Linked DNA regions of Homo sapiens: region 2 is linked to region 1. Evidence: chromatin loops called from intact Hi-C (ENCODE). Cell type or tissue: GM12878. All regions are shown on one strand.

Region 1 (4,000 bases):
CACTGGGCTTCACAAATGAAACCAGAAATACCTCTTATGGTCAGTCCAACTCACATATTACAAATACTGAAATGCCCTTTGTCTGCCAGGTGAACTTTTAATGATACCTTAAGACCCAAATCAAAGAATACCTATTTGGTAACACTTCTCTGAATGGCCCCCACCCCAAAAAGGTGAGACATTCACTCCTGTGTTCTTACAGTACTTTGTGCTTGCTTCTTAAATACATGGCTCCAAACCCTAGCTTTGCAACTGATTTTTGGGCAATGCTGATCATGTTTCTTCGCATCAGTAAAGCAGAGAGAAAAACAGAATTTACTTCCTAGTGTCAAATGAAATAATCACTAATGAATTCTTGCCTGGGTCCCCAGTACATGAAAATAACAGCTAGTGGTTGTGAAGAGCTTACTATGGTGTCATTTATAATTTCCCCCACTAAAACAGGAGCTCCTTTAGTGAAAGAGACTTAATTACCTATGAATCCTTACTATCTAACAAGCAGTCTGGCATGTAGAGGGAGCTCCATACATACTTGTGGAGGGCATGAATGAGTGGGTCTAAGCGGGATATCCGATGATCAGTGTCCACTGCCACAAATAAATTAAAGCCCTGGTTCTTGGCAGATTCCCGGTGATGAAGTGTCTGGGTTGGTTCACACAGCCACAGGTTGAGCTCCAGCTCAGCGAGCCTGCTGAGTCGTTTCTGCACACCGACTATCTCTGACTGCTCTTCATCCCAATCGCTGGCTTAATCACCTCTGCTGGCTTCTTTCCTGCGTCTTGGGGAGTGAAAAAGTTTCTGCTACTAAAAGAATGACTGCCTGTGATCCCATCCTTTCCATTTGGACAGTCTCCTATTATTGTCGATTCTCCCCTTGCTTTAACAAGTGGCTTCCGCTTCATCACAAAGCATTCTGTGCTTATATCTCTCTTTATCTCTGTGTGGAGTGGAGCAGAGCAGAGAGAGTTCCTCCCTGCCCACATTGTGCTGACACTGAAAGAGACACAATCATCAGGCGGGGAGGAAAGGTGGCTTTTGAATCAGAACAAATGCATCCCAGCTCAATTCTATGCTTCGTTTAATTAGGAATCAATTGGCTCTGGCCACCATGACTGAGTTCCTCTTTTCATAGGAAACCAGAACTCACTCACTCTCTTTACTTGTAGGAGAAGTGCAGAGACACAAGGAAGAACTGAGTGGAGTTTGGAATAAAAAGCAGCATCTTGCAGAAGGAGAATCAGAGTGACCAAAAATACATATAAACAAAGATGATATAATGAGGAAATTAATCCCAATCCCAAAAATGTATTAAACACCTGTTATTGATATGTGCTAGGAACTGTGCTAGAATCTGGGGGTGCACCTTTAAATAAGATTAGTTACTGCATTCAAGAAATTTGGTGAAATAAAAATCATATGATTATTGGGAGTAACTTACATTATTTAGCTTGAGAAGGGAAAGCAGAAGAGGTGCCATGAGGCTTGTCTCAAAATACATGATGGGGTGTAGAAGTGAGCTTCCTCCAAGCCCCTTAAAATCATCTACAAAACGCTACCCTATCTTGCAACATCATTGTAAATGGGAGTTTCATAGGGCTGTACCTGAAAGCACCTAAAATCACAGCACTCCTGAGAAACGGTAATGTATAAGTGCCTAACTTTGTCGCTGCCAGTGATCCTCCTCCTTCTACCCCCAAGCCAAAGAGAGAGATTCATGTGCTTGTATTAATAAAAAATAAATATTGGTATACCAGTATTTATAAATATTGGTATACCAGTATTTATAAAATACCAATAAATATTGATATTTTAAAATACCAATGCTTTTATTGGTAACATCCTAAGAACACGGGAAATGAAGACTAGGATACACAGCTTGATAGGAGCAGAACTAGAAGCTGATCATCTTTCACACGACCTCAGGAAGTGTGACTTCAGCTGTCATATGGGGGCTTTCCAGCCACAAAGTGTCATTGTCAAGAGTTGCAACCTTTTACTTCATCTCTTTAAATTCACACTTCATACCATTTGTCACACCCAATGGCTCAGAACCAACTCCAAGTTAGCACAGCCCCTCTACTTGAATGTTTGTGACTGTCTCTATTTCTGGGTCACCTGGCTTCACAGCTCTCTTCCTCACTGTCTTCCTCCTTCTGAATTAACAAACTGACTTCAGAGGCAAGGCGAGACTTGGCTTGGGACCCAGATGGCTGTGAGCACACATTTATTAGTCATAACTCTTAGAATTGCAAATTAATGAAGATTCAACTCAAAGTAACATAAGTAAAACAGGGGAATTGTTCAATCATGTAATGGAAAAAGGCTAGTAGGAGAGTTGGTTTTAAGCTTATCCCTCTCTATCTGTCCACCTGTCTATGGATCTCTATCTCTCTGCCTCTCTTTCTTTCCCCATGCCCTGGCTCCACTTTCATCTGTGTACATTTCATACTCAAACAGGAGCTCTCCATGTGGTCTCTGGAAGCTCCCGTCTTTCATCTTTAAACTATAAAAGCAGCACAAAGGACTGCCAACTTCCTTCCAATCTCCCCGGTAACAGTCAAAGTATTAGCTCTGATTGGATTAACTAGGGCATGTGCCCATTCCTGAAGAAAATGCTGTCGCACCAGGGATTGGATCAACTGATGGCCAGGCTGGTCATTCACACACCCCTGAGCTGAAGGTGTGTCACCTCTTGGTCCAAGAGAGGAGATGCTGTGCTTCCTAAATGAGTCTCCAGAAGCTGTTATTAGTGGGACTAATGAATGCTGAGAAGAGAAAGGAAAAAGCCAGAAATTTCCCCTGAGTTCCCACATTGGAACATGCCATCCTAGCTGAGCCTGTAGCTTTCAACTATTTGAGAGGGCAAGCAAGAAACAAAGGCACCTGAACCCAATTTTAGGTGTATAAGACTCGGTTTGTTTCCTGTAGCTCATCATCCTCTTATGTCTTCTGAAAGGAAAAACTGATAGAAAGTGAGGGTGAGAGAATACACAACAGCGGGAAGGACATCAGTTCTCCATCTTTTGTGAGATCAGTGACATCAGATGTTAATAGAGGCAAAATATGACAGATCCAGATGACAACTGCTGGCAGGACTGTGGGGCTGTTCTAGCAGGAAGCTCTCACTTCGTTTTCCTTTAGGACAAGCACACCGATGCAGAGCTGGACTATCTGCACAAACAAATAAGTTGTTTCTGAATTGTAAGTGCTATAAAGAGGATTATAATGAGGATTTGAACTTCAGAGTCTAGCTTAACTTTGGATATGAGAAAGAAACTAACCATCACCTTTTCAAACCTGAATTGTCTCTCTTTACTTCTCCAATCAATTACAAAGGTCATGGATATGGAGAAATTGGAACCCGGATGGTTTAGTTCATATGAAAATATATAAAATATATTTCCACAGCAGAAAGAAATCTTGTCAAAGCATTTTTGAGTGGATTTTTGTTGCTGTTGTTCTGTTTGGTTTGCTTTTTCATTTTATCTGCTGCTTCCCAATGTCCCATCACCTAAGGGTCACTTTATTGTACATTATTTCATCCATGGCTCTACTACTGGGATCTTCATATGGTGCATTTATGGAAACTCATAAATTTTTTGTTTTCATGGCACAAAGTGGAATTTCTAATAACAATAATGTTTTAAATACTATCAATCTCATCATTATCATTATCAATACCAAAAACTATAAAATAAAAACGTAGTACAAGTTTTTATACTAAGTTTAATAGCCATATTGATGAGTGTTTGCAACGCATCATGTTCCCTGTAAGCACTTTATCTGTATTGCCCAAAGTAAGTTTTACAGCAAAACTATGAAGCCAACACTTTTTTTTAATCATCACATTAAAAAACAAAAATTGATACTCAGAAGCCAATGCCTCAACCAGTAGAGGCAGCTAGTGTGTCCTCCCCAACCTGTTCCAGGTCCCTCTCAGCAAACACACATCTTCTGTTCCTTTCCTCTGCCTGCTGCGCTCTCTCCAGCATTTGCAACT
Region 2 (4,000 bases), 88 kb before region 1:
TCATAAAAAGTTTCACCAGGGAGAGAGGAAAAGGAAAAAAATGGGAATTGGAAGGACAAAAAAAAGAACCTACCCTTGAGGAGCTTTTGATGGAATTTTGAATTTGAAATAAATTACTTTAATTCAGTTAGAAAAAATTACCAGTTATCACATGATAAAATGTTAAGTAGTATAAGGCCACACAGACTCAGAGAGCACAAAATCAATGTGGAAATGAATTAGTCTGGGAAGGTTCCATTCAAGAGCTGGAATGTAAATCAGTCCTTGTAGGGTAAGTCAAATAAAGATACGCAGATAGGAAAGTACAGAAATTGCTGTTAGTCACTCTACCTGTCAGTTTTCTTGATTACATGCAACAAGAATCAATTCTAACTTAAACACAGAAAAGAACTTATTGTAAGTATATACTATACTTCATAGAATCAACAGAAAGTTGAGAACAAAGCTAAGAAAATGGGCAGGAACCAAGGGAAGCCACATAGCTATAAAACACAGCCAACATCATTTGGTAGGATAGTCTGGGGACGTCTCCACCACTGACATGCAACGAAAACAGTCACCAGACAGCTGATGCCACTACAAGTGACTCTTGACACTGCTACTACAATAATGAATCTCTAAACTAGTGTTCACTATTTTGTTAACTCTCTCAGTATTAAAAACAAAAGACAAGGCTGGGTGCGGTGGCTCATGCCTGTAATCCCAGCACTTTGGAAGGCCGAAGCAGGTGGATTACCTGAGGTCAGAAGTTCAAGACCAGCCTGGTCAACATGGTGAAACCCCATCTCTACTAAATATACAAAAATTAGCTGGCCGTGGTGGCAGGCATCTGTAATCCCAGCTACTCGGGAGATTCTATTGAGGCAGTAGAATCCTTTGAACCCGGGAGGCGGAGGTTGCAGTGAGCCAAGATCGCTCCATTGCGCTCCAGCCTGGGCAACAAGAGCAAAATTTCCTATCAAAAAAAAAAAAAAAAAAAAGATGATACAACTGGATATCCACATGCAGAAAAATGTAATGAGACCAACCCTTATCTCACACCATATACAACAATTAACTCAAAATTGATTAGAGACTTAAATGTAAAACCTGGAACTGGCTGGACATGGTGGCTCATGCCTGTAATCCTAACACTTTGGGAAACCAAGGTAGGAAGATCACTTGAGCTCAGGAGATCAAGACAAGCATGGGCAACATAGGGAAACCCCGACTCCATAAAAAATACAAAAAATTAGCTAGGTGCAGGGGTGTGTACCTGCACTCCCAGCAACTTGGGAGGCTGAGGTGGGAGGATTGCCTTAGCCCAGGAGGTCAAGGTTGCAGTGAGCCATGATCGCAGCACTGCATTCCAGCCTGGGCAACAGACTGAGACCCTATCTCAAAAAAAATAAAAAACAAACAGACCTGGAACTATGAAACTACTAGAAGAAAACAGGTAAAAAGCTCCAAAGCAAATCTAGGATTGCGTCAAATTAAAAGCTTCTGCACAGCAAAGGAAACAATCAGATGAAGACACAATCTAAGAGATGAGAGAAAATATGAGCAAACCATACATCTGAAAAGAAGTTAATATCAAAAATATACAAAAAATTCAAACAATAGCAAGAAAACAACCCAATTATTTAAAAATGGACAGAGGATCTGAATAGACATTTCTTCAAAAGATGACATGCAAGTGGCCAATGGGTATATAAAAAATACCAGACATCACATCATCAGAGAAATGCACATTAAAACCACAATGAGATATCACCTCACACTTGTTAGAATGGCTATTATCAAAAAGACAAAAAAGAAGTGTTGACATGGATGTGGACAAAAGAGAAGACTTGCACACTGTTGGTGGGAATATAAATTAGCATAGGCACTATGAAAAATAACATGGAAGTTCCTCAGAAAACTAAAAACAGAACTACCCTATGATCCAACAATCCCACTATTGGGTATTTATCCAAAGAAATGAAATCAGTATGTCAAAGATATATCTGTACTCCCATGTTTATTGCAGCACTATTCACAATAGCCAAGATATGCAATCAACCTAAGTGTCCATCAGCAGATGCATGGATAAAGAAAATGTGGTATATATGAACAATGGAATAATATTCAGCCTTTTTAAAAAAAAAAAGAAAATCCTGTTATTTTCAACAGCATTTCCCAACCGTTTTGGTACCACGGACTGGTTTTGGTGGCGGCAGGGGGCGGGGGAGGCGGGGGAGGGGATGCTTTGGGGGATGATGCAAGTACATTTCATTTATTGTGCACTTTATTACTATTACATTGTATATATGATGAAATAATTATACAACTCACCATAATGTAGAATTAGTGGGAGCCCTGAGCTTGTTTTCCTGGAACTAGACGGCCCCATCTGGGGGTGATGGGCGACAGTGACAGATCATCAAGCATTAGATTCTCATAACGAGTGTGCTACCTAGATCCCTGGCATGCACATTTCACAATAGGGTTCACACTCCTGTAAGAATCTAATGCCATTGCTGATCTGACAGGAGGCAGGGCTCAGGCAGTAATGTGAGCAATGTGGAGTAGCTATAAATGCAGATGAAGCTTCACTCACTCACCCGCCGCTCACCCTCCTCCTGCTGTGCAGCCCAGTTCCTAACAGGCCACAGACCAGTACTGGTTGGTGGCCTAGGGGTTGGGGACCCCTGATTTGTAACATGGATAAACCTGGAGGACATTATTTTAAGTGAAATAAGCTAGGCACAGAAAGACAAATACCACATGATCTCACTAATATATGGAATATTAAAAAGTTGAACTCGTAGAAGTAGAGAGTGGAATGGTGGTTACCAGGGGCTGGGGAGGGTGAGTGGGTGTTGGAGAGATGTTAGTTAAAGAATACCAGAGTGAGAACCTGTCTCAAAACCAACAAGCAAACAAAAGAATATTAGATTTCAGTTAGATAAGAGAAGTAACTTCAAGAGATCTAATGTACAACAGGTAACTATAGTTAATAACAATGTATTGTAGTCCTGAAAATTGCTAAGAGTTTGTGGTGAGATTTTAAGTGTTCTCACACAACAAAATGATAAGTATATGAGGTAACATATGTGCTAATTAGCTCGATTTAGCCATTCTATAATGTATACATATTTCAAAACGACTTTTATACATGATACGTTTTATTTTTTAATTAAAAAATGTTATTTTTTATCAGTTAAAAATTAATATAAGCAACAAGAGAAATAGACGATTGGAGAGGAGGAAAGTGGGAGTAGGAAGAGTAGGAGGAGGGTTAGAAGGAGGAAGAGAAAGTGGAAAAGAAGCAGCAGCAGAAGATGACCATAGCAATGACATTCTTGTTAATAACAAATTCCATAAAATGGTGCCCTGGTTGCTCAGATGAGGAAAGAAATAGTCTCCCCCTACTCCTTTCTCAAACACCATTAGTTTCTAAAATGTGAGGTACTCCTACATTATAACAATAGAAAACTTGTTCCACATAGAAAGCTTGAATTCTAGGTGGCCTCAAACTTTTGAACTCCACCCCCACCATTAAAAAAAAATGCAGAGATTCTGTAAGGGTTTCTGGTATTTTTTAGCACTTGGAGAACCAGTATTGTGATTCTCAATGATCTGGATGTTGGAGAGGCACAGCAATGCCGGGAATCCTGTCTGAGTTCCTCCATGATGGCACCTTTATCTTTTTCAAAAGCTCCCTCATTTCAAAAACTGCCACATAAAATATATCCATGGGAAAGCTAGAAAACAACAAGGTCTTGGGAAAGCAGGCTCTATTGAAACATCCCTAACATAGTCAATTCTCTGTCAAGGGGCTGCTGAAACTATCACAGAGACTTAACACAGAAACGAAACAGAAAGTCACTAAATACTGGCTAGTGATAGCTCAACAATTCATATATATAAATATATATGGTGTGGCCAATATGGTAAGAAGATTAAAAAGTATTGAGAACCTACTATGTGCCTTTCAGTGTATTAAGAATTTTACATTTATAGTTTTAAGTCAGCAGAC

What was found. Peaks named below come from ENCODE experiments on the same cell type or tissue, not always from the same donor. Only the 100,000 strongest peaks of a DNase experiment are listed, where the experiment ranks them.
Region 2: a loop joins it to region 1, with 2.7 times the contacts of the local background. A loop is called at or near these places in 1 of 110 quality-filtered maps.

Annotation. Positions count from the first base shown.
Region 1 is chr16:58,852,607-58,856,606 of GRCh38, reverse strand. All of the region lies in intron 2 of LOC107984867 (a long non-coding RNA gene), which reads right to left. All of the region lies in intron 2 of LOC105371296 (a long non-coding RNA gene), which reads left to right. Among named protein-coding and RNA genes, the nearest start is that of GOT2, 120 kb to the right of the region's middle. In GM12878, no CTCF peak of the experiment used is centred here; a DNase peak (open chromatin) is centred at 1,996; H3K27ac peaks cover 831 bases.
Region 2 is chr16:58,940,636-58,944,635 of GRCh38, reverse strand. No RefSeq gene overlaps it. Among named protein-coding and RNA genes, the nearest start is that of GOT2, 210 kb to the right of the region's middle. In GM12878, no CTCF peak of the experiment used is centred here; no DNase peak of the experiment used is centred here.